5 separate regions of the Mus musculus genome follow, and all the other regions are linked to region 3. The links are chromatin loops, found by intact Hi-C in ENCODE. Cell type or tissue: heart. All regions are shown on one strand.

Region 1 (5,000 bases), 74 kb before region 3:
GACTCATTAGTTCTCTCTGTATTGTTGTGAAACAGGGCCTTATTATGAATCGCTGGCTGGCTGGAACTTCCTATGTAGATCAGGCTGACCTCGAATGTAGAGATCCACCTGCTTCTGTTTCCAAGCGGGCTGATTAGTTCTTTTAAGGATAAATAGATTGATTGATTGATTGATGTATGTGTACACATGTATGCACATGTGTGCCACAGTTCACATGTCAGGGGCAGGGGACAGCATTTGCCTGCATCTTCTATCCCATTGAGACAAGGTCTCTCTTGTTTCTGTTGCTTTGATGAATACCAGAGAGCCGCCCTTCACTTTCCTAAGCAGGTTTCCTGTCTCCATCTCCCATCTCACCATAGGCATGCTGACATTACAAACTCACCACTGCATCTGTGTTCTTGGTTTTGTTACTGTGTTTTCTAACAGGTTCTGGGGCTTGCTTTTGGGTCAGCAGCTGAACCGCCATCTCTTGGTTAGTTCCTACTTTCCTAGTTCCTAAGCCACACAGTCATGCAATGCTTATTTGAAACCTTTGCACCTTGTGGATGTAGGTATTTGTGGTGGCAAACATCTTAAAACTCCTTTTGCTGTGCCCCACATATTTTTTTGAATACTGTTTTTTGGGGTTTTTTGTTGTTCTTTTTGTTGTTTGTTTCTTTATTTTTTCTGAGACAGGATTTTTCTGTGTTGCCCTGGCTGTCCTGGAACTCATTCTGTAGACCCCGAACTCACAGAGAACTCACAGATATCTGCCTGTCTCTGCCTCTCAAGTGCTGCAATTAAAGGTGTGAGCCATCACTGCCTGGCAGTATATTTTCTTTTTCTTTTTTTTCTAAATATTTATTTATTTACTTATTTTATATGAATACACCGTACTGTCTTAGACACACCAGAAGAGGGCATCAGATCCCCATTACAGATGGTTGTGAGCCACCATGTGGTTACTGGGAATTGAACTCAGGACCTCTGGGAGAGCAGTCAGTGCTCTTAACCATTGAGCCATCTCTCCAGACCCCATATTTCTATTTTCATATATCTCAAGAAATTTTCTATATTCCCCTTTTAATTTCTTCATGAACCCATATTGTCTAATTTTCACTTACTTCTATAATTTCCACAGCTCCTCTTGTTGGTTTCTAGTTTTGTGACCAGAAAAGAAATAATTTTGATTTCTAAAAATTCATTGAGATTGTTTTGTGGCCTGCTACATGGCTTACACTGGTGAGTTGCATACACTGAGGAGAGAATGCACTCTACAGAGGCTGCGGGGAACGTTCTGTGTGTGCCAAGCTGTTTGGTCTATTCTATAGTTTAATTCTGCCATTACATTGTTTGTGCCTGCGGAATCTGTCTCCTGGGAAGCTGACATCCCAGCTATTACTGTGTGTAGTGGCTATTCCTGGTTGTCAACTTGACAATATTTGGAATGAACTACAATCCGGAATTGGAAGGCTCACCAGTGACCCTTATCTGGAGGCTTGGAGATCCTTATCTGGATCTTGGTTTGAAGATCTTGAGCCATAGTGGCTATGGATTCCAGAAGATTGAATCTCCGAGTTTAAGGAACACACCTTTAATCTGGGCTACGCCTTTCATCTGGGATTAAAGGTGTGGTGGAACACACCTTTAATCTGGGCTACACCTTCTACTGGAGACAAAATAAGGACATTGGAAGAAGGGAGTCTAGCTCTTGCTCTTGCTCCTTCGCCTGCTTGCTGCGTGAGACTGAGTAACTGCTAGATCCTTGGACTTCCATTCACAGCTGCGACTGAACCATTGTTGGGAATTGGGCTGCCGACTGTAAGTCATCAATAAATTCCTTTACTATCTAGAGACTGTCCATAAGTTCTGTGACTCTAGAGAACCCTGACTAATACACTGTGTAAGATTCTCTCTCTCCCTTTAGACATGGCCACATTTGCTTTATGTATTTGAGTAGTGCTGTATTGGATGCATGCACTATCAATAGATGAACTGAATCTTTTTATCATTATACAACCATCTTCATTTTTTCACAGGCTTTTATTTCTATCTGCGTTAAGTATCTTTTCCTAGTCCTTCGCTTTCATCCTATGACTTTACACAAGAAGCAAGTAGAGAGACTACCTCTTAAAACTTTAAAGAGGGTTTCTTTTCCTCACAGAGAGAGACTTTTTCCTGTAGATGGAAGGTACTCTGTCAGTCTAGCATATTACTAAGTTAAATTTCAAGTGGACACAATAGTGCAGTTTCTTCAGCTGTGATGTTCACTGGTGATATACTTGTTTGTGTTAATGATCTAGCTTGTGGGTGTCTGTGATGCAGCTGTGTGGTACAGCTTTGCCAGGGATAAGTCTGCTGTTGCTTGGCAGACTGCAGAGCCACTGACTGGTGGCTGTGTGGCAGGCTCTCCAGTGGGTGGGGCTGTCAGCCTGAGTTTGTGTACTTGGGGGCACTGTGGGTTGGCAGCTAAGGAGCTGGCTCATAGGGGCAGAGTGAGGCTGCTACTTGGTTGGCTATCAAGACATGCACAAGTGTTCACAGGCATTTCAGGCTTGTGGTTATATGTCAGTTTCCACTCTGTTCCCTGGTGCCATATCAGTTTAGAAGCCAGAGTCTGGACACTTCTGCTAGGTGGATATTTTCAGAAGCTGGGGCTACGGTGGTGCAGTTGATCCTGAGTATGATGGAATAATGGCAGGTCCCCAAGAACAGACACAGAACATCTGCTGTTTTCTAGGGTGGGATGCACTGCACAGGTAGGTTCAGAGTCCAGATGACCATAGATACTTAGGCATAGTGTGTGTGTTTGGGCGGAGGTGGGGGTGTAAAAACATGAGCTCTTAACTATCGCATGACAGGCCTATGAACCCCAGACCACTCTCTGAATATCTCAGGTTCTGTGAGGACCGTGAAAGTCTGTCTACAGAGACAACAGGGACTCTGAGGTCTCCTTGTAAGCAGAAGGTTGCCTTGATCTGAATGGGAGAAGCAGAATACAGCCCTCTCCTCTCTGTGGTTAATGGGTTTGTGTCCCCCAGGGGTCCTGTTGTTTCTACTCGGATGCTCAGTCACTTCCCTACTGCCTTCTTTGTGGAGAGAATGAGTAAAAGGCAAACCGACTATCTTGTCAACATGTCTTCTAGAGGAAAATTTAAAGCATTAAAAGATAGCATTAGGCCTTTAATCCCAGCACTCAGGAAGCAGAGGCAGGAAGATTTCTGAGTTCGAGGCCAGCCTGGTCTACAGAGTGAGTTCCAGGACAGCCAAGGCTACACAGAGAAACCCTGTCTCGAAAAACAAAAAAACAAAACAAAACAAAAAAAAGATAGCATTAGAAGAGAAGATGAGGACCAGCATGACGACTTTGCAGTTAAGGGAACTAGCCACCAAACCTGAGAACCTGAGTTCCATCCCTGGGACCCATACGGTGGAAGGAGAGAGCTGACTGCCATGAGCTGTCTGTCCTCTGACCATGTGTGCACCATGGCATGCACAGGCCTAAATACATATACAAAATTAATAATCTAAGAAAAGTCTTCAAGCCAGGCATGGTAATACATATCTATAATCTCAGTACATGGGAGGCTGATGCAGAAGGATCATGTAAGCTGGAGGATAAACTATAAAGTGAGTTCCAACCTACCCTAAGAACATAGTAAGACCCTGCCTCAGAGAGATATAGGGGAAGAAGCCATCCATAGTCTTCAACTCAAAAGTAGTAACTAAGCTTCCAATTTAGAAAGCCAGAAAAAGTCAGTATAAAACTAAACAGCAGGAGAAAGAAGTAATAGGATTAGAGAGGAAATAAATGAAGAAGAGCACAAGCAGGGAGGAACCACAGAACTGGATGTGGAGACTAAGTAAGATGGGCAACTCTTCCTGGTCAACAGTGCTAAAAACAGAGAAGGAATAAATTAAACATAGACCAAAAGGGCTTATGCTTTAGACAGCAGAACACTGAAAACATGACACTATAAACCACACTTCTACCCCATAAAAAGCACAGCTTAGAGAAGGGCACCTAAGAGCTGCAGCCACTCCTTGAGTGGCTGCACTCTAAGCTCTGTTTTGTTTTGTAGTACTGAGGGTTAAGACCCAGGGCCTATTGCAAGCAGGGCAAACACTCTCCCTGCTGTGCTTTGTGCTACATGTTCTGCTTAAATCCTTGCAAAAACAAAATATACACAGTAATCCAGCTCACTGTGACCATCTGACACAGCTTACCAAATAGAGGAAGACATAACACTAGTTCTGTACAATGTCTTCCAAAAACCAAAACTAACAATAAATAATATTAATGGTAATGTTAGTAATGATTAATAATAATAGCAGCTTTAAATTATTTCCCTAAAACACAAACCAATATTCTTCATGCCTGGTCTACATAGCAAATTCTGGGCTAGCCAAACACACCTAGTCAGACCCCATCTCAAAAAAAAACCAAAAACAAAATAAAACAACAACAATAAAAAGTCCTAAAAAAAATCAGCAAAGAATCCATCATTACAAAAGAATATATGCTACTATCCTACAGTTTATCCCAGGAGTTGGAAACTGATTCAATATTCAAAAGCAAATTGATACTAAACACAAAACACTGAAAAAAATTGCCAAGTCATACTAGCTGACAGAAACTGGGAAAATTCATTATTCACCCATGATTTTTTTTAAAAGATTTATTTATTTATTATATGTAAGTACACTGTAGCTGTGATTTTTAAGAAATGTTCAGGCCAGGCGGAGGTGGCGCACGCCTTTAATCCCAGCACTCAGGAGGCAGAGGCAGGCGGATTTCTGAGTTCCAGGCCAGCCTGGTCTACAAAGTGAGTTCCAGGACAGTCAGGACTACACAGAGAAACCCTGTCTCAAAAAAACCAAAAAAAAAAAAAAAAAAAAAGAAAGGAAGGAAGGAAGAGGAAGGAAGGAAGGAAGGAAGGAAGGAAGGAAGGAAGGAAGAAAGAAAGAAAGAAAGAAAGAAAGAAAGAAAGAAAGAAAGAAAGAAAGAAAGAAAGAAA
Region 2 (5,000 bases), 230 kb before region 3:
ACAACGTACTGCAGCATGAATGTAAAATGTCCCTTCAGGATCTGTTGCTGAGGAATTGGGAGATGGTGGAACCTTTTGGAGGTGGGGCCTAGTTGGAGGACCTTAGGGCTTTGGGGCATGCCTTTTGAGGAGATACTGGGAGGCTGGCCTCTCCTCTCTCTTTGCTTCTGGACCATGAAGTGAATGGCTTCCTTCATTATACATCCTGCTGTGACACTCTGCTTTGATGCAGGCACAGAGCAACAGGGTCAAATGAACATGGACTGGGACCTCAGAAGCTACAAGTCAAAACAAACCTTTAAACTGGTCCTCTTAAGTATTTTGTCACAGAACACACACACACACAGAGACAGACAGACACACCCCACAATGATCTCATTGTTTCAGGAGATCAAGAGTTCATGAGTGAATAACTTCTGCTTTCTTATACAGCACAGAAGGGAAACTATGGTTGACAGCAGCAAGTCATTTGAATGGTATAGTAGAAAGGGTTCTTGAATGTTCCCAACACAAGAAGATGATAATCGTTTGAGGAGTTGAAGGTGCTGGCTACCCTCATCTGATGGGGGTAATTGTGTGTGGAAGCATCACGTTGCATCACAAATACATAAAATTATTGAGTAAAAATTCACATGGGGTTGGAGAGGTGACTCCACGGGTTTCATGGTGCTTGCTGTGAAAGCAAGAGGACATGAGTTCAAATCCCCGGCACCCAAATAAACCAGGGCAGGACCCCATGAGATTTTCTTGGATCGTGGAAGCTTGATGATCAGTCAACCTAGTCAAAACAGCAAGCTTCAGGCTAAGTGAGAGACATACCAACCAACCAACCAACCAACCAATCAAACAAACAAACAAACAAAACAAACAAAGTGGAAAGTGTCAGAGAAAGACACACAGCATCTTTTTCCAGTCTCTGTGTGCAGGTGCAGGCACATGCGTACCATCTCCCAAACACAATAATTCTGAGCCAGGCATGGTAGCACACACCTGTAATCCCAACACTTGGAAGGCCAAGGAGGGAGGATTGCCATGAACTTAAGGTATACTTGGGCTACATGATGATATCTGTCTAAAAATAAAGCAGTTTAAAAAAATTTTAATTGGATGATAATTGAGTTGAATCCTATAGGTAAGTGCTCTACTACCGAGCTATAGCTCCAGCCATCCGTCCCTGTGTCCCAAAAGCCTACAAACCTGTGACCAAGCCTGTGATCTCATCAGCAGGCTCATCTGGCTGAAAATACACCCCCATGTTCTCTGTGCAACACCTGGCAGGGTGTACTTCTTTGGGAAGTTCACGACTTTTGTAACTGCATTCTGGGGATCTGACGCCCTCTTTTGGCCTCTGCAGGCACTGCATCTATGGTGTACATAAGTACATATATCCCAAAACACTCAGGCAAAACACTCATACACGTGACATGAAAATATCTATTTATCTGCTTATCTACCTACCTACCTATCTATCTATCTCTCCTTTTGATTTTTGAGACAGGGTCTCACTCTGTAACTTTGGCTGTCCTGGAAATCACTACATAGACCAAGCTGGCTTTTCCTATAAGATCTCTCTGAGGAGAACATACAGGGGACCTTCACTCAGTCTTAGAGTTTGTCTGTCTGGGTGATAGTGTCTTGAGCAGATTAGTTTTATCCACTGAATAAAGAAGTAAAAGTCAGGAAGAAAATATCAACACTGTGACCCTTCTATCAGGTCAGGTGGGTAAGGACTATTCCAGAAGTTTGTTGTTGTCGTTATCTGTCTCGTCTGTCAGCCAGTCATGGATCTTTCTTGATCTGAGCCCCTCAATAGGATTCCAGATGCTGAGAACCCTGTCTTCCTTTCCTTCGTTTGTGTTGTTTGTTTGTTTGTTTGTTTGTTTGGATAAAGTCCTATGTAGCCCAGGCAGCTGGGACTTAGAGCCTCACACCACTTCCCAACGAAGTACATCTTGCCAGGTGTGGGTCTGGGAACTGAACTCTGGTCCTTCGAGTGCAGCACGTGCTCTTACCCACTGAGCTCCAGCCCACAACATGATATAATTTTTGAAAATTTATGCATCGTTAGTTACAGGAATTTTTGAGCTATGGGTGTCTGAAACTGAAGGTCGCTAGACTCTTGCACTCCAGTCTTCTCTGAAAGCGGCCTTGGGGCGTGCCCAAGCCTGCTTGGCAACTAGGCTCTGCCACCAGGGGGCACTGCTTGCTACCGATCATAGACAAAAATAGCCAAGAAACATTTGTCAAACCAAAGGGCCAGGAGGGAGAGACTTTAACATCACAAAAGACCTCTAATTCAGGTAACACCACAGACCCCTCCATCTGTCCAACTAATGGTCCCGGGAACACCCAGGTGCCTACCCTTCGGAAGCTTTAAGAGGTAACCCAAACCCTCTACTGTGAGCACCAGGAGGCTGTCAACTCTACAAACAGGGCAGTATGCTGTCCTAGAAAGCTGTGGGGAGACCAGACTCATTCGCTGCTGTGGTTTGGGTGTGGTCTGTCCTCTAAAAAGTTACATGTTGACAACTTGATTCCCAATGTGGAGATGTGGAACAAAAAATTCAACCACTAAATAGAAACTATTAACCCCCTGAATCAATACAGTTCTCGAGTGAGCCCAGTCAGCCCAGTGATTTCACCTTCCACATGCTGCTCCGGGATGTAATGTGGCAGGGAGGCTCTCACCAGGCCCAGAATCGTGCTGTGTAGACGTTCAGCCTCCTAGTGGTGAGCTACATTAGCCTCTTTTGACGTCGGTCCAGGCATGGTGGAGCGAGCACTCCTTAAATCCAGAACTGGTCAAGGCAGAGGCAGCAGATCTCTGTGAGTTTGAGGCCAGCTTGGCCTACAAAGTGAATCCAGAATAGCCAAGGTTCTGTTACACAGAAAAACCCTGACTCAAAAAACAAAACCAAAAGAATTTATTTATTATTGTTGTGTTTATATGAGTATGGACACATGTGTGCGATGCCAAAGTACCTTGTATGGCATAGAAGCCAACTTTCTTTTTTTTTTAATTTTTATTAGGTATTTTCTTCATTTACATTTCCAGTGCTATCCCAAAAGTCCCCCATAACCCCCCCCCCCACTCCCCTACCCACCCACTCCCACTTCTTGACCCTGGCGTTCCCCTGTACTGAAGGAGCCAACTTTCAAGATCTGGTTTTCTCTTTACACTGTGGGTTACAGAGCTCAAACTTGAGTCTCCATGCTTGCACAGAAAACATTTGTATCCATTGAGTCTGCTAAATATGTATATATGTAATTTTTTTCTGTGAGTGCTTCATTATGGTACCAAGACCCAGACTAGAAGCTGGGAAAGTAGAGTAGTACAGAAGGTGCTTACCTTATGAGCATGCAGACTTGAGTTTGAATGACTCCAAACCAAAGTAAAAAGCCAGGCGTGGGGACACACATCTATAAAGGAGCGTTAGGGCAGGGACAGGAGCAGAATCCCTGAACTTACTGGCAAGATACTCTGTCTCAAAAGCAGTAGATCTCCTGAGGACAGTACCAAAGGTTGATCTCTGTCCTCCACTTGCACCCACACATACACTTGCATGTGCATTCCCACACGTTCATACACATGTGCACACACATACATGTATTTTTAAGACTGACATTACAACTTGATATGCCCTGTTTCTGGGGTGAGAAATGTCAGAGAGGTCAGAGTGAGTCTTGTGGCAAGAAGCCACTCCAGCGAGGAAGTAGTCATCAGAAGCCACGGTTGAGTTACCTTACCCCAATAAATGTGGGGGCTCTCCTATGGGGTATAAATGGAGACTCTGGGAATCTGGACTTTACTTTGAAGTTGCAGTACCAGAAACACACATACACACACAAATACACATACACACACACATACACATATATACAGACACTCATACACACATACACATACATACACTCACACATATGCACACACATGCACACATACATGCATACATACACACTTACAATTTTTTAATGGAGCAGAAAGAAGTATTTGAAGTGATAACTGGTTTTTTTAATATTTATTTATTATTATACATAAGTACACTGTAGCTATATTCAGATGTGTCAGAAGAGGGCGTCAGATCTCATTACGGATGGTTGTGAGCCACCATGTGGTTGCTAGGATTTGAACTCAGGACCTTCAGAAGAGCAGGCAGTGCTTTTACCCACTGAGCCATCTCACCAGCCCCAATAACTGTGTTTTGACCTTGACTATGGTAGTGGCTCATGGGCACACACAGTCAGTCCTTGCTATCCTCTGGGGACTGGAGTGAGAAATGATTTTTTTTCTATCAAAGCTGGTTAGCCCAACAGGGGCCCCTATTTCCTGAACCTATGTTCCTTTCCTTTTGTGCCAAGTATCCAATCTTATTAGCTTATGGAATCAACCTCCCATGAGTGAGATGAGATATGTCAGGGATAAAAGACAGAGGTCATTTTGGCAGGTATATTCGCTAACCTGGTTTGGATAATGGGGCATCCTTTCTGGAAAAAAGTAATTTGCTTTGCCAAATTATTTTTGCTTGGTTTGTGTATTCCTTTGTGTGATATCAAGATTTTTCTCAACAGTTGAGTCAGGACTCCTTGAAAATACCCAACCCCACAGATGTTGCACTTTCTTTGAAATGACAGTGTTTGCAGAGAAACCTCCACATCTACCCTCTGGTGTCTTTGGACCCTTTTTTTCCCACTTAGAACAACTGACACTGTGTGTCTACAGTGGCTGGATTGTTAATGGAACAGCAGGAAAATGTCTGCAAGGTTCAGTATAGAAACAGTCCTATAAATCTCAATGCAGAACTGTGTATATGAGGGCCAACTATATGCACACATGTTGAAACTATGCAAGTCTGACAATGTGAGTTCAAACCCCACATCTGCAAAGGAAGACGAGAACTAGCTTCTGAAAGTTGTCCTCTGGCCTCTCTACGTGCACATAAAGTACACACCTCGGTGTCTGTCTCTGCATCTGTCTCTCTCAATAATAAATAAACAAAAGG
Region 3 (5,000 bases):
ACTCCATTGTGAGGCTGTCTAAAACAAACAACAACAAACAGACAGACAAAAACTGGGAAAGGGGCAACGACTGGACTCTAAAAAAATAAAAGTAATTAAAAAAAAAAACCCTAAGTCGGCCGTGCAGTGGTGGCGCATGCCTTTAATCCCAGCACTTGGGAGGCAGAGGCAGGCGGAATTCTGAGTTCAAGGCCAGCCTGGTCTACAGAGTGAGTTCAAGGACAGCCAGGGCTACACAGAGAAACCCTGTCTCAAAAAAAAAAAACCCCAAAAACAAACAAACAAACAAACAAACACCCTAAGTAAATGCATAAATATCCATAAAAGTCAGAAGACAAAAAGCAGGGGCTGGGGAGATGGCTCAGTTCTTTAGAGTACTTGTTGCTCTTGCAGGGGACTTGGGTTGGATTCCCAGCACCCACAGAGTGGCTTATAATCAATCACCCATAACTCCAGTTCCAGGGGGTCTGATGCCCTCTTCTGACCTCCATGGGTACCAGGCACTATGTAGTACACACACAGACAGACAGATAGACAAAACACTCATACAGATAAATAATCTTTTTACAAAAGGCAAATCACAAGTTGGGTAGTGGTGTCACACACTTTTAATCCTAGCACTCAGAAGACAGAGAACAGCCTGGTCTACAGAGTGAGTTCCAGGACAACAAGAGCTGCACAGAGAAACCCTGTCTCGAAAAACAAACAAACAAACAAACAAATGGACAGACAAACAGACAAGGCAAAGCACAGTCTAGTGATCCAGTGGAAGTCATCATGCGTCAGTGAGAACTCAGTCTCAGTGTGAGGAGGGATACGGGCAACAGTGATAGTCACACATCGGCAATGAGAAGAGGGACATTCCATTCTGTGTCTTTAAAAAAAAATGCTGTCAATGCCCATGTTATGGGAATAAGGGGGAAGCCTGCAGCAGAGCATAGGGGACAGGCAACAACCAGCTTGTCAGCAAAGACCCTTGGACTCCACTTTTCTGCTTCTAGGAGAGACTTCCTCAGTAGGTGTATATAAACTAATATCACTGTTCTTCAAATGTGAGGGTGCAGCAACATGGGCCCTGGTGTACCACCAGTGGGAACCCCACCAGTGAGAACACCACCCATGGGAACACAGTACTGAACTACTGAAGGAAGTCTGAAGAGCATAATTCCCTTCCAGGCCAACAATTCCACTGCCATGCTCAAGAGAGTGGAGAGCAGGAGTCAGGTAGACATCAGTGTACCCACTTCACAGCAATGCAGTTCACACTGCCTGTCCATGGATGAGTAGATAAAGTGTGAGATGCTGGTGTGTTATGTGTCAGCTGTAAAAAAAACGAAGGAAGGGCCAGGCAGCTGGCCCACAAGTAAAGGCACATGCTCCCAGGCCAAGTTCTATCCCAGAACCCACCTGGTGGAAGGACAGAACTGATTTTTGAAGTTGTTCTCTAACTTGTACACGTGTGTCATACCATAAATGTATGTGTATGTGCGCTATGTATACATAAATAAAGCAATTAAAAATGTTTTGTTGGGGGCTGGTGAAATGGCTCAGTGGGTAAGAGCACCCGACCGCTCTTCCGAAGGTCCGAAGTTCAAATCCCAGCAACCACATGGTGGCTCACAACCATCTGTAACATGATCTGACGCCCTCTTCTGGAGTGTCTGAAGACAGCTACAGTGTACTTACATATAATAAATAAATAAATCTTGAAAAAAAAAATGTTTTGTTGTTGTTGTTTTTAAGGAAAAAGAAGCCAAGCATGATGGAGCGTGCCTGCAATCCCAGAAGCCAGTTGGTACAGACAGAAGGGTCAGAAGTTCAAGGTCATCTTTGTCTTCACTGTGAGTTCAAAGCCAGTCTAAGCTACATGAGCTCCTGTCTCAAAAGAAAGGAGCTGGGCCAATGACATGGCTCAGCAGGTAAAGATGCCAACAACCAGCACAACAACCCGGTCTTGACCTCTGAACCCATAGCGTGGAAGAAGAATACTGACTCCTGTAAGTGGTCCTCTGGCCTCCACATGCACAGCCCCACACTAAACAGATAAACAAACAGTGTGGGCCAGATGAGCTGGCCCAGTGCAAGAGCAAAAGCATTAGCTGTGCAAACCTGGAGACCTGAGCTCAGCCCACAGAATCCATACAAAGGTAGGAGACAATCAAACTCCACCTATCCTCTGACGTCTGAAAATGCACTGTGGCATACACGCACGCGCACATGCACGCACACACATACACCATGGATAGAGCTATATGCAATAATAAGTTTTTGGTTTTCTTTTGGATGTTTTTGGTTGGTTTTGTTTGTTTTTAAGGGTCTTTTTATTTATTTTATTTTATTCATATGAATACACTTGTAGCTGTCTTCAGACACACCAGAAGAGGGCATCGAATCTCATTACAGATGGTTGTGAGCCACCATGTGGTTGCTGGGACTTGGACTCAGGACCTTTGGAAGAGCAGCCGGTGCTCTTTTGCAGAGCAGTCTCTCCAGCCCTGTTTTAAGGATCTTGACAGCTAGGCATGATGAAAGGCTCACACCTTTCATCTTAGAACAGATGGCAGGTGGAGACAGAGGCAGGAGGAGCTCTGTGAATTTGAGGTCAGTATGGTTTGCATAGCAAACTCCAGGACAGCTAGGACTACACAGAGATCCTGTCTCAAGACAACAACAACAACAACACAACAAAGGAGCTTGGAGCTGGGAATATAGATTCCAAGACAAGGTGCCTGCCTAACATTAGTGAGGCCATAGGTTCAATCCCAAGTGCCATGGATGCAGGGGCAGTGTCTTACAGCTCCAACACACAGAAATTGGAGATCTGCACTCTCTGAAATAAATCCGGTGAATACATACACATTAAATCCACACCTGTGTCCACTCTCCAACATACACACCATTTACACCTACACATACACACATATTTACAAGCATACATATGTGCACATGCACACACTCAAGTGCATATGCCAGCCCACCACTGGGCTACTGTTTCCCACTAGTGTTTGCTTGAAAGTGCACAAGGCATTGAACAGCTATCAAGCAAGCCTCTGCCGCCCTCTCGTGGCCACTCTGGTCCCTGCAAGCAGGACGTCTGCACAATAAGGGTGTTGGCTGCATCCAGTATCCAAGAATAGATGGAGCTCTGGGCAGGCCGGCACATTTAGCACATGTGTTCTCACCGCCACACCTGGCCGTAACTTGGGGCATGCTCGATGCAAAAAGCAGAGAGGAGAGGAGATGATCTTCTATACCAGGGTACAGGGGATACTGCTGACAGCCACTGCCCTGTATCATGAACAGCTGACTCTATCTGTAACACTCATGTTATCACCTTCGAGATAGTCATGGGACATGGGGGTACAAAGGTTTTTCCTTCTTTAAGAGAACGACCTTTTGGCTCCAGTAGGAGAAGAAAGCATATCCACCAGCACAACATACCCCAGGCCTTACGTTTTCCCAGGGGACTCCTTCAGCCAGAAGATGTCGTCACTTGTGATTCCATATTCCAGGGCTCCTTTGACCTATGGAGGAAGAGAAGACTCATGTGATAAGATCACCATTGGCATGCCCCTGGGGTTTCTGAAAAAGCAACCCCATTCTGCAGGTTCTGGGGTTCTCTCAATCCATGAGGGGAAGTTTCATGGTTGGATATCTTCAGGTTGTGTCTCTTTGGGGATGGGAGGTGCACATTATGCCCTGGGCTCTTTCCCAAGCATGCACCCCTTCCTGGGAAAGCAGGAGTGGCAGCCTCATCCTCCAAGACAGTCATGCAGCATACAGTATGGAGGGAAGGCTCCCACAGGCATGCAGAGATTTCATGGTTCCTGGTTTTCAAAGGAAACCTCTGCAGACCTTAGCCGACAATAAGTGACCATACATAACAAAAAAGAAATGCCTCATAAAACCAGCTCAGAGAAGTCACCATAGCAATGAGAAGATCCCAGTGGGGAGTCACCAACATGAGTTACTTGAAATATTCTGCTTTTACCAAAAAACCTGAGGTATGTGAAGAAATCAGAAAGTGACTCCAGCTTCAGCTACAGGGAGTAAATATGGTGTAGCCTCTTTGGAAAACAAACTAGTGTCTCTCAAAGGTTAAGCCAAGTGAACTAGTGACCTAGTTCCATTCTTCATAAATACCCAGAAGAAGTTAAAACGAACTCCAGAAAAACACGGGTGCTCACAGCACATCGTGATTCATGAGAGCCACAAAGAGGAAGCAACAAAGGCATTCACCGAGGGGCAGGCGGATTAACAAAAGGCACTAACGCATAAAATGGAATATTACTCAGTCTTTTAAAAGAAGAATCTGATACATGCAGGTATAGGGAGCACATTCTGCTGGTGAGATTAACCAACACAAAGCACATATGTCATATGCATTGGTATGAGGCACCTAGAATCAGAAACCAGGGGAGCTGTCGTAAAGAATCAGCCTGGAATTCTGCAAAGGACCTAGAGATGGAGGGAAGTGGAAGACGCACTGAATGTATTAAACCACTGTGCCTCCCTCCTAAAGGGAATTTCTGCTAAGTGAATTTCATTCAAACTTTTAAGGAGCTGGGTGGCCAGGGTGGATGAAGAGCAAGACTGAAGTCCTGGATGGAGGCCCTGGAGTTCTGAAGTTAGAAAAGGCCGTGGCAATGGAGGCTTGGTGGAAGGAACAGAGGCCAGGTGTGATGCCCGCCACACATTTCAGTCAAAGCTAACTCTGGAGGCTGAAGTGGACAGACATGAATCCCAGGTGATCGGAAGCAGCCCGGACAACACAGAACTAAACACTGAGGAAGAAGGAGAGAGGACACAGGCCTCAGGAGCCTGCGGTGTGGAGTGGCCCTGAGCCACTGCCATGTGGTGTAGATTCAGGGAGGCCTGGAGAAGCAAGAGGAATGAGGGACACAGCAAGCCACTCACTTGTGTGGGGTACCTTGGCCGTCCTCCTGTAGCAATGACAATGTGCTCAGCTGAAAGCAGAGTCTGAGGATAAACAGAGAACC
Region 4 (5,000 bases), 350 kb before region 3:
AGCGTGAGGCCAGCCTGTCCTATAGAGTGACTTCCCTGATAGCCCGAGCTAAACAGAGACATCCTGTCTCGGAGAGAGAGAGACAAGAGTGCTTCTAGGTGCTTCACATTTGAGCTTCTCTGGACTACTGTCTGCTTCACAACCATAGTGGTCTAAAGTATCTAGTCAGCCAGGAGATCCAGAGAAACCAAACATGCTCCACAGTGCAGCTAAGCTAGAATGTTGGGTGAATTAGATGTATTGAATGCTGCTTGTTTTGTCTTGTTTCTGCAGTGTTAGGTAAACCCATCCTAGGTCAAGGGCACAGGTGCTCCTTTCAGAGGCAGTTGTCAGGGTAGCCCCTCAGGCTGTGTAGCAGCTACCCTTTTGTTCATCATCAAAATGTCGTTAAGAGCAGCTCAGAGAAGGCAGATTTGTTTCCCAGCACCTACATCCTAGCTCATAGCCGTCCATGGATTCAGGTCCAGAGTATCTGCCCCTTCCTCTGACCTGTAGGTACCAGGCACATACATGGTGCACAGACACATTCAGGCAAAGCGCTCACACATAAAATAAAGCAAATCTTTAAAAAGACTGATTAGGCTGGGTGTGGTGGCTGTTTTGGTTGGATTACTAATGCTGTGATGAAACACTATGACCAAAGAAAGCATCGTTGGGAGGAGAGGGTTTATTTTCAGCTTCCACTTCCAGGTAATGATCCCTCTCTGAGTGAAGTCAGGGTAAAAGCTCAAACCAGGGCAGGACCCTGTAGGCTGGGGCTGATGCAGAGGATGTGGAGGAATGCTGCTTACTGGCTTCCTCCTCCTGGTTTGTTCAACCTGCTTTCTTGTAAAGCCCAGGACTGCTAGACCAGAGATGGCACCACCCACTATGGGCGGGGCCTTCCCCATCAATCACTAATTAAGAAAATGCCCTATAGGCTTGCTTACAACCTAAACTTATGGAAGCATTTTCTTATTTGAGGTTCCCTCCTCTCTGATGATTTCAGCTTGTGTCAACTTGACATAAAACTAGCCAATACAGTGGCACACACCTTTAATTCCAGCATTTGGGAGGCAAAAGCAGGAAGATCTCTGAGTTTAAGGCCTGACTGGTCTACCTAGCGAGTTCAAGGCCATCCAGGGCTACATAATGTGACACTCTCTAAGTAACAAATAAATAAATATGTATTAATCTCTGTGCAAGAAGATTAAACTATGGGATTACAGTAGCACCTGGCTCTGTTAACACTGGCCAGGATTTAGGGCCTTCAGTAGCTGTAGAAGATATATGGTTCTTTTTTTGGGGGAGGGGGTTGGTTTTTTGAGATGGTGTTTCTTCTCTGTGTAGCCCTGGCTGTCTTGGAACTCACTTTGTAGACCAGGCTAGCCTCGAACTCAGAAATCTGCCTGCCTCTGCCTCCGCCTCCCGAGTGCTGGGATTAAAGGTGTGCACCACCATGCTTGGCTTAGATATATGGTTCTTAACACATTAATTTGATGTAGGATTTTTGTCTGATTGTTTATGATAATGCAAAAGTGATGTAGCTCAGTACAAATCAAATTTGTTTCAGTAAAAACACTGTAGTTAGTCTTCAGCTTTGGCCCTTAGATCTTGGACTCTTGGTAGTATATTTCCTATGTCTCGTTTATAGTTGAAGGTTTACCATCCTTTGGTTCTCTGCTCAGCCCTTGCAGTGGATAGAGAGGGAACTAATACTCTCTCAGAAATGACACCTGACTTCTCCAGATCCCTTGAAAATTTTCTCCCTGGAGGAAATCCGCATCTCATGCTAAGTCTGCTGGTCAGACACCCACTGTCTTCACAGTCTCTCACCAAACTCAGACCTCCCACTCTATCCATGTGACCAGAACCAGAGCCCTTCCTCATCTGGGTCTGAGGCTGCCTCCATGCAGGAAGAATATGGATGTAGGGTGGACAGTCAGGCCACAGGGCCTCCTGACCTGTTTTCATGATAGCTTTGAGCATCGCCTGAGATGTGCAGCCTTCCTTGCACAGTGCTATGCCTGGGCTTCCCACTGGGTGGCACTTTGTTTCCATCCTTCATGTGCTACATGATTAAACACAAAGATGCAGATGACATTAGATAGCAGAGACTGATGTTTGGGGTCAGCGGAATTACTCTGTCATCTTTCCCTCACTCTGATGGGGACTTTTTTTCTCACATGCTGAATAGCTTGAATACCCTGATCTGCAGGACTTCACTGGGCTCCTTGGCTTGGAGCCGTCCCACTGTCCCCACTGTGTGGCCCCTTCTGTAACTTAGTTGCTTTTGGCTTCAGGCTTTTTTGTTTTCCTTGCAGTCGGCCATGGTGATGTTTGACCTGGCGTGGATGATGTCCAAGGACCTGAATGACATGCTGTGGTATGTAGCGCACATACACACACAAACATGGAAATCCTGCTAAAGCATCTTGGGAGTCCTGCCACCAGCTAAAGTCACTGTCACATGGACAGTCCAGTGTTTCCATGAGGAATGTTAGGTGCAGCCCCTCTCTGGGATGACTTATAAGCCTCGTTTTCCAAGGGTTAAGTATGAGGCTGGGGGACGGTCATTGAGGACAGTGGGGCTCCAGGTCAGCTCCTGTCTCTGCACTCTTGATGCTTACTTAGCCTCATGCCCAGCAGGTACAGTAAGTGGAGGTTTGAGTGAGATCGACCTTGGTCGGCATTCTTGCAGCCCTGGCACTGGTACAATCCAACTCAGAATTGTCCCTTTCTGCAATTTCCCTGTCAGACTGTAACCAGGGCCTTGAGCACACAGACCAGTGAGCCTCCCAGTCACTGTCAACTTGATTGATTTTGAAAGAGGATCTGGTCTTTATAAATGAGAACCATGTAATTCTGGCTTGGCTCTGCCTCCTTGGCCCCTTGTGGTCCTCGTTTTCTCTGCAAGCAGTACACCAAGGTCCTTCAGGTCTGATCACCATTACATTGGGCTGCAGAGAATCCGGACAGGTTAGGACTTTGCCCTGCCATTGTCCAGGTGTAAAGATGCCCATCTTTTGGCCCCACTCAGCTCTTATTCCTATGCTATGCCTGTACTTATTCCTAACTGGCCACTTGCGGAAACAACTGCTCCCAGCCAGGTTGGTTAGTGCTAAATAATTAGTTGCTTTGGTATTCAAGCTAAATTGGTTTCCTCCTAGATCCAATAGCGACCGGTCTTAACAGGAATCACGGAGGCCTGGTCCTGGGTGTGTGCAGTGTACCTTTAATAGGATGCTTTCTTTACTGGATGGATTCCCTTGTGCTTTCTTGTCTAACTTGTGATGAGTCCTTTAGGTCACTTGTTTACACTGGTGGCTTCTCTCTGACCTAAGTATAGTTTATGTCCACCCAAGCTTTGACCTAGAGCTGGAAGACTGACCTTGTGTTTCTTCCAGTATCTCAGGGAAAACTTTCCCTAAGATTTCCCCATTTTTTTAAAGATGGAAGGCGCAAATGTCAACATTTCAAAATTACAGTAGAAAAGAAGCCCAAGATAATTATTCACAAATTGGTGGCAGGGCACAGTGAGTTTTGGGGCCATGCTAACAGGACACTCCTGGACTGTCCATCAAGTCACTTGGCTCCAGGACACATAACTTACCGAGTCCAGGCACCTTGTAGCTTTACCGCATCATCTGCTTTCCTTCCAGGTGGGCCATTGTTGGACTGACAGACCAGTGGGTGCATGACAAGATCACTCAGTAAGTGATGGCCTCCGTTTGAGGGTAGCTCTGTGCTCTGTGCATGTGGCAGCCCCTGAGTCAGCACAAGGACATGGGAAGCAGTATCAGTGAGAAGGAGGAGGGTGGCTCTTCTTACCTGGGCTCTTGGCCTTAGGACCTTTGCTTATGGCCTAGCTTGGCCTCCTTACAGCCTGAGAAGTCCCCTGGGTGGAGCCAGCAGCAGCTGTGGCCTAGAGACAGGTACTAAGATGTAGCCTGTGCACACTGGAGGTTAGGGGAGAGATGGATGCAGGTAGGGAAGGAAGGAAGGGAAGAGAAGAAGGCCTAGGGCTCCTGTCAGGGGGGTGAGTTTGTTCACAAAACAAGAGACTTACAAGAGGGTTGGCAAGGCGCAGAGTCTCGGATCCTCTGTGAGTGTGGCAGGCTCCCCTTCTGTGGACTCTGTGAACTGGGAAGGAGGCAGAGCTTTGAACAGGCAAACAGAGTCTCTCATTGTCTCGCTTGGGACTGGGACACGGTCCAACGTCTTGTGGTTATCAAGTAGGACTTGTAAGAGAGTGAAAAGGCCAGGCCTGAGCCCACAGGAGGGTCCCTACTCACTGCCTTCCACTTTTCACCTCAGTCCTTGTGCGTCTGCAGAAGGCCCCACAATGTATTAGGCCCTCTGCGTGGTCAGAAGTTTAAAAACTCAAAACTCAAGCTCTGGTCAGACTTCTGTTGCCTGGATCGCCACATTGATTCAGCCTCCAGCCTTGCTGGGCCTCAGACCCTTCTCTGAATGGATGGGGGTGTGGGTGAGATAGTTTAGTTTAGGAGCAAGAGCGACTGTGCTCTTATGGAGGACTCGAGTTCAGTTCTTAGTTCAGCACCCGTGTTGAAAGGCTTACAACCTCCCATAAGTCCAGCTACAAGGGTTCTGATACCTTCTGACCTCCAGGCACCCACCCACACATGAACACAAACAAATTTAAAAAAAATAAATTTATTGTTTAAAAAGATGGCATGGGACAGGCATATAGGTGACATAAAATCTAGAAATGACAGTACATGTAACATGGGGGACATATCCTGCTCTTGGCCTCAGGGTAGACCTTCTTGTTACCATCCCAGTTGGTGGCCCACTGAGACCTGGAGCAGGACCTGCCTACCCCATCTGCACTTGCTGGCATTATGTGTGCTAGTCTGGACTCCGTATGTGGATTATTGTTCCAGGGTCTAATTGACTGTGTGGGCTAGACACCTGGCTAGCCCCCTGGGTGCTGTTTTCCAAGGGTATCTCAGTACCTAAAGATGGGGCATAGCCTGGCCAGAGAGCACCCTGCCCAA
Region 5 (5,000 bases), 55 kb before region 3:
TAACTTCTTCGAGATCCTGGCAGAAGAGTTCATAATCGCCAGGCAAGGTACCTATTTCGGTAGGGAGCGAGCCAGGCCCAAGCCAGGCCTATCAGTCAACTGAGGTTCTCACAGACAGAGCTGAGATTGTCCTAATAGTGTTCACAGTGGAAGACATACAATCACCCAGCTGAGCCAAAAAAGCAGTCTAGTAGTCGTGGAGAGCCATCGAAGGTTCCAGGTTGGAGCCAGGAACCCAGTGGAAGTCTGTCCTGAGTGGCCAAGGGTCTGGTATGCATCCAGCTGGAGGGCTCCTTTCTGCAGGCTTACTGGCAGCAGAGTCATTAATTCCACTGTTCCACTCCACGGTGATGCATACACATGTGGGGTTCCCACAGGAGGGCCTCTCAGACCAGGAATCCGCCAAGGGATCATGTCGTGAAGTCCCATCGTCTGCTGCCAAGGATGTGCGTTGGTGAAACTGGCTGCCATCTGGACAGGGTTGCCAGGGCTCTGCCAATGGTACCTGCCACGAAGCCTGCCAGGAGCGAAGGAAGGACGGGCCCATAGAAGACCTGGTGTGGACAGAAGAGGCAGGCACAGCACAATAGGCCAAGAAGCAGCTGGGCAGGGTGTGGCAGAATGCCATTCCAGGTAAATGTCGAGGACCAGGGGAGCTGAGGCAGTGAGAGTCGAGGGACTGTCAGATGCAGGCCATCATCCAAGGAAATCTGTCCAAAAACAAGGTAAGGAAGAGCAGGGACCAGGCTCAACCATCACCTCTGACTGGCAGGAGGAGGCAGCGGGCAGAAAACCCTAAGGGACCCGACTAACTGCTCTGAATTGGGGGAGGGACCAGAGGCTGGCCCTGGAGTTTGGAAATAAGACAAATGCTGCCTACAACTTCCAAGGTGTAATGACAGATGTTGTCAATCCAGATCAGAACATCAGGGAATTTTGGGGCAATGACAGCAGCAACTGTCATTTGTCCCATTTGTACTGAATGCTGACCACACACCACCCACAAATTGGGTACTATTATCATTGGCAAGAAGAACGGCAAAGTGATGTGTATGCAGTCACACACCAACTAGTAAATGATAGTAGAGGAACAGAACCTGGCTGCAGAGACGAGCTTAGCCACAGATCACTTTGAAGGTTACGGACTACCCTTCTACTACTTCAGAGTGGAGTGAGTGGGCTCTGGCTGCCTCAGCACTGTAAACTAATAAGAACAGAGCACACCAAAACACCCCTGCACACACAGCACCAGGCACACCTGGCAGACAGAGGCATTACAAAACTGTCTTGCTTATCTGTCTCCTCCTGCTCCCAGCATTTCCAGAGAGACCACCTGCAGGCAAAGCTACCCAATCCTGAGCACCTGTCCCTCGTCTTCATCCCAGTCAATAGCCAAGCACCCTCACCTCCACAAGTGAAATTCTGATTCCACTTGGAGGCCTCCTCCTGTGACCTCCAGCACACAGGCTGAGCCTGGAAAGTGCCTTCTGTGGTTGGATCTATCTGTATTCCAAGCTATGGTCACCAGAGGCCAGGCAAGGAAGGAGGACAAGGAACCCACCTGGACTCTCACACTCTGCTCCAATCTCTCTAGGGAGGGAAGCCCACCACTTGGAGAGCTCCTCTCAACTCTCTTCATCCCTATACACCTAGCCCAATTCTCCGCAACTCTCTCCTAGGAGCACCAAGTTCTGCACATGCCTTCACACCTGGCTTTCCATGTGTTTACCCCAAATCCAGAGTCAGTTTCTCCAAAAAGGCATAGCAAGGTTCATCTTTCACCAGCACCTCCCAACTGGCTTGTAACACTCAGCTGTCAGCACCCCCAGTACCTACTTCTACCACCCAAGCATTTCAGAACATCTCTGGTAGACCCTTGACTCACACCTGAAAGCCCAGCCCTTGACCTGGGATTCCCACCATAATTATCAGCCAGACCCAGTCTCTCAGTGAGTAATTCCCACAAGCCAGGCCCCACTCCCCAAAGTTAGGCTGCCCACAAACACCATGTTGCATGCCCAGAGCCCATGTGCCACCAAGACCTCTTGCCCCAACTTCGAACCTTAGATTTTATCTGCCTACCTGAGTGCCCCTGACAACCTAGGAAAAGAGCCCCTACCCCTGCGCGAGCAGTCAACTTCTGCTGCTTCCTTACTGAGATAGTCACTAGCTTTTTGAGCTTCATGATCATCCATCCCATGCTGAGGTCTCATGCCCTCAGCATGCCTGTCTGTTGAATTCTCTCGCTTCTCTCCGCCTTCCCTGCCTGGCACTAGGTAATTTCGTTCCTTTTCCCGGGCTGGACAACAATCTAGAAGAAGACGCAGGGCCGCGGCGCACGGTACTCTTCCTCCGAAGTTCTCTGCTCCCGAGACCCAGGAGACCCGGGAACAGAACATGCCCAAAGCCACCATGTGAGTGGAGGACAGACTACCTGCACCGCCCGCCCGCCAGAAACGCCATGCAGGACATTCAGCTCTTAAGCTCCGGGACAACTAAGTCCACCTACCTAGGACTGCGCCAGGAGGGGCCGCCAGGATCAGAGGCTCCGCTGGAGAACACCAGGCAGAGGGGCTTCTTCCGAGGGCAGGATCCCACCGCCACCTGCAAAGGGAAGAGCGAGATCAGGTGAGCGGGGACGGGACTCTTCAAGACAGGGCCCCTACGCCGGCTCCCCACCTCACGCCTCCACACAGACCCCGCCGCGAAGATCCGAGCCTAACGCAACCGGACCCGAGGGTCTTGCTGCCACCTCGTCGGCCACGCCCCCTCGGCGTGCGCGGCCACCCCCGACGTACCGGCTCTGGCGCTCCGCACGCCCCAAGTTAGCCTTCCCGCGGGGCTGCGCGCGCACGTTCGGCCCACCGCGCCTGCGCCGTAAACAGCGAGGCCTCCATCTCGCAGAGGGTCACACCGCGCCAGCGCGCCAGCGCGGAGGCTGATGGGAGCGCGCGCACCGTACTAAGTGGAGAGGCCCGGTGCGCAGGTGCTGGGTGGTCCTGGGTCCCACTGGAGCAGGCAGGGGGCGGTTCTCATGCGTTGTGAGTCCTGGAGGACTACCCAGAGCCGGCTTGGGTCTAAAGGCTAAGGGCGTCATCAGGCCTCCGGTACTGAGTGGCTGCTGAGCCTTCGGGCCTGGGGAGTATTTCTCTCTGAGTGGCAAGTGTCTGTCTTTTTGTGTGTGTTTTGTCCCTCCTCTTCAATGCCTAGCAGCTACAGGCAAGCAAGCTAGCGCGCTACGCAGCACTGTCACTTTAGAGAGGCCAGGAAATGAGCCTGTGTGCCCCTCACATGCATATGCATGGCTTGTCCCTGTAGCTCCTCTGTGTTCTTGTAGTGTCATCCATCCCACAACCAGGACATGTGTTTAGATGGGTCTTGGACCACGAACAGAAGGCTTTGCTGCATCCCATCTGAAAGCAAGCACACACATGACACACCACCTCCCTGTTTTCCCTGCTCTGATGACTCCTTTCATGAAAGATCTCTGAAATGTTATCTGCATTTACACCCAAACGCACTGGCTTTGATCCTTGAAAGGGGAATCAAAGATCACATTGTACCTTCCAAGGGTCTGTGGGCCTTTCAGTAGCTCGGGCCAAAAGCAATAAAAGTGGCACCCAGCCAGGAAACACCTCCTTGAAGTGTGAATGAAACTTAGCTTTTTTTTTTTTTTTTTCAGTTGTATCTTTTCTAATTGACCTGATAATTTAAACTTCCTCCCTTAAGGGAAGGGTTGTTTCTGTGAATTCCAATCACCCTCAGGCCCAAGCAGCTTTAGCCAGTTAATAGTGAACAGCAGGCTTGTGCAAAAGACTACCCAACTGTCGGCCTTTTTCCAAACTGCCTTTTGGGGGTTTTCTTGTTTTTTTTTTTTTTTTTTGGTTTTTCGAGACAGGGTTTCTCTGTGTAGCCTTGGTTGTCCTGGAACTCACTTTTTAGACCAGGCTGCCCTCGAACTCAGAAATCCACCTGCCTCTGCCTCCCAAATGCTGGGATTAAAGGTGTGCGCCACGCCCGGCCACCTTTTGGGTTTTATTTTAGGGCATCACCTCAAATGTCCACGACAAAAGTTAACATAGTAACCATTGTAAAGCATACAGTTCAGTAGTAATATTAATAAATGTATTCTCGAGGCTGTGCAACTATTGCCACCATATCCAAAACTATTTCATCACACTAGAAACTATCCATTAAGCACTGACTCCTCGTCTCCAAACCCTGAGCTCCCACCATTTGCAGTCTGAATTTGACTGTGTACCCCATGTAATTGGTGCTCATGAAATGTCCATTTGTGAATGTATTTAATTTCATATATTTTCAGGGTTCATCCATGCTGTAGTATGTACCTGAATTGCCTTCTTTTTAAGTGCTGACTGAGAGACTGGAGAGAAGGCACTGACGGCTCCTGCGTAGAACCTCAGTCTGTTTGCCAGCACCTACACTGTGGCTCACAAATATCCATAACTCCACTTCCAATGTATGATTTTTTTCTAGTTTCCGGTCACTAAGCACATACAGAGCTCACATATTACATGCATGCAGAAGCACTCATCCATATAAAAATAAACATTGGTTTTTTTTTTTGTTTTGTTTTGTTTTTCGAGACAGGGTTTCTCTGTATAGCCCTGGCTGTCCTGGACCTCACTTTGTAGACCAGGCTGGCCTCGAACTCAGAAATGAGCCTGCCTCTGCCTCCCGAGTGCTGGGATTAAAGGCGTGCGCCACCACGCCCGGCATAAACATTGTTTTAAGCCAGTCTTTAATCCAGAACTCAGGAGGCAGAAGCAAGTGGATTTCTATGAATTCCAGACCAGCTTGGTCTATATACTCAGGCATCTGTATCAAAACCACCTGTAGTGGCTATTCCTGGTTGTCAACTTGACTATATCTGGAATGAACTACAATTCAGAATTGGAAGGCTCACCAGTGACCCTAATCTGGAGGCTGGGAGATAGAAGTTTCTGATCTGGATCTTGATATGGAGATCTTGAGGCATA

What was found. Hi-C counts contacts between places; a loop is a spot of excess contacts. Peaks named below come from ENCODE experiments on the same cell type or tissue, not always from the same donor. Only the 100,000 strongest peaks of a DNase experiment are listed, where the experiment ranks them.
Region 1: a loop joins it to region 3, with 2.4 times the contacts of the local background. A loop is called at or near these places in 10 of 42 quality-filtered maps.
Region 2: a loop joins it to region 3, with 8 times the contacts of the local background. A loop is called at or near these places in 4 of 42 quality-filtered maps.
Region 4: it touches region 3 in a loop (2.4-fold over the local background); 6 of 42 quality-filtered maps call a loop at or near these places.
Region 5: it touches region 3 in a loop (2.9-fold over the local background); 10 of 42 quality-filtered maps call a loop at or near these places.

What each region holds. Positions count from the first base shown.
Region 1 is chr16:18,515,717-18,520,716 of GRCm38, reverse strand. The region is part of intron 2 of Gnb1l (guanine nucleotide binding protein (G protein), beta polypeptide 1-like); the gene reads right to left. Among named protein-coding and RNA genes, the nearest start is that of Gnb1l, 20 kb to the right of the region's middle. In heart, a CTCF peak has its summit at 2,388; no DNase peak of the experiment used is centred here.
Region 2 is chr16:18,675,660-18,680,659 of GRCm38, reverse strand. No RefSeq gene overlaps it. Among named protein-coding and RNA genes, the nearest start is that of Gm41429, 19 kb to the left of the region's middle. In heart, CTCF peaks have their summits at 1,347 (motif pointing left) and 2,180 (motif pointing right); no DNase peak of the experiment used is centred here.
Region 3 is chr16:18,441,728-18,446,727 of GRCm38, reverse strand. It overlaps Txnrd2 (thioredoxin reductase 2), which reads right to left. Exons shown (of 18, transcript NM_013711.3): 7 at 4,918-4,980; 8 at 3,454-3,524. Among named protein-coding and RNA genes, the nearest start is that of Comt, 18 kb to the right of the region's middle. In heart, no CTCF peak of the experiment used is centred here; a DNase peak (open chromatin) is centred at 3,077; H3K27me3 peaks cover 56 bases.
Region 4 is chr16:18,796,041-18,801,040 of GRCm38, reverse strand. Cdc45 (cell division cycle 45) reads left to right here. Exons shown (of 19, transcript NM_001358206.1): 8 at 2,304-2,365; 9 at 3,642-3,692. Gm52240 (a long non-coding RNA gene) reads right to left here. Exons shown (of 3, transcript XR_003951899.1): 2 at 4,049-4,122; 3 at 3,413-3,747. Among named protein-coding and RNA genes, the nearest start is that of Gm52240, 2.6 kb to the right of the region's middle. In heart, a CTCF peak has its summit at 2,012; a DNase peak (open chromatin) is centred at 1,989.
Region 5 is chr16:18,496,650-18,501,649 of GRCm38, reverse strand. It overlaps Gnb1l (guanine nucleotide binding protein (G protein), beta polypeptide 1-like), which reads right to left and starts at 2,937. Exons shown (of 8, transcript NM_001081682.2): 1 at 2,799-2,937; 2 at 2,510-2,604. In heart, no CTCF peak of the experiment used is centred here; a DNase peak (open chromatin) is centred at 2,859; H3K4me3 peaks cover 2,293 bases; H3K27ac peaks cover 1,823 bases.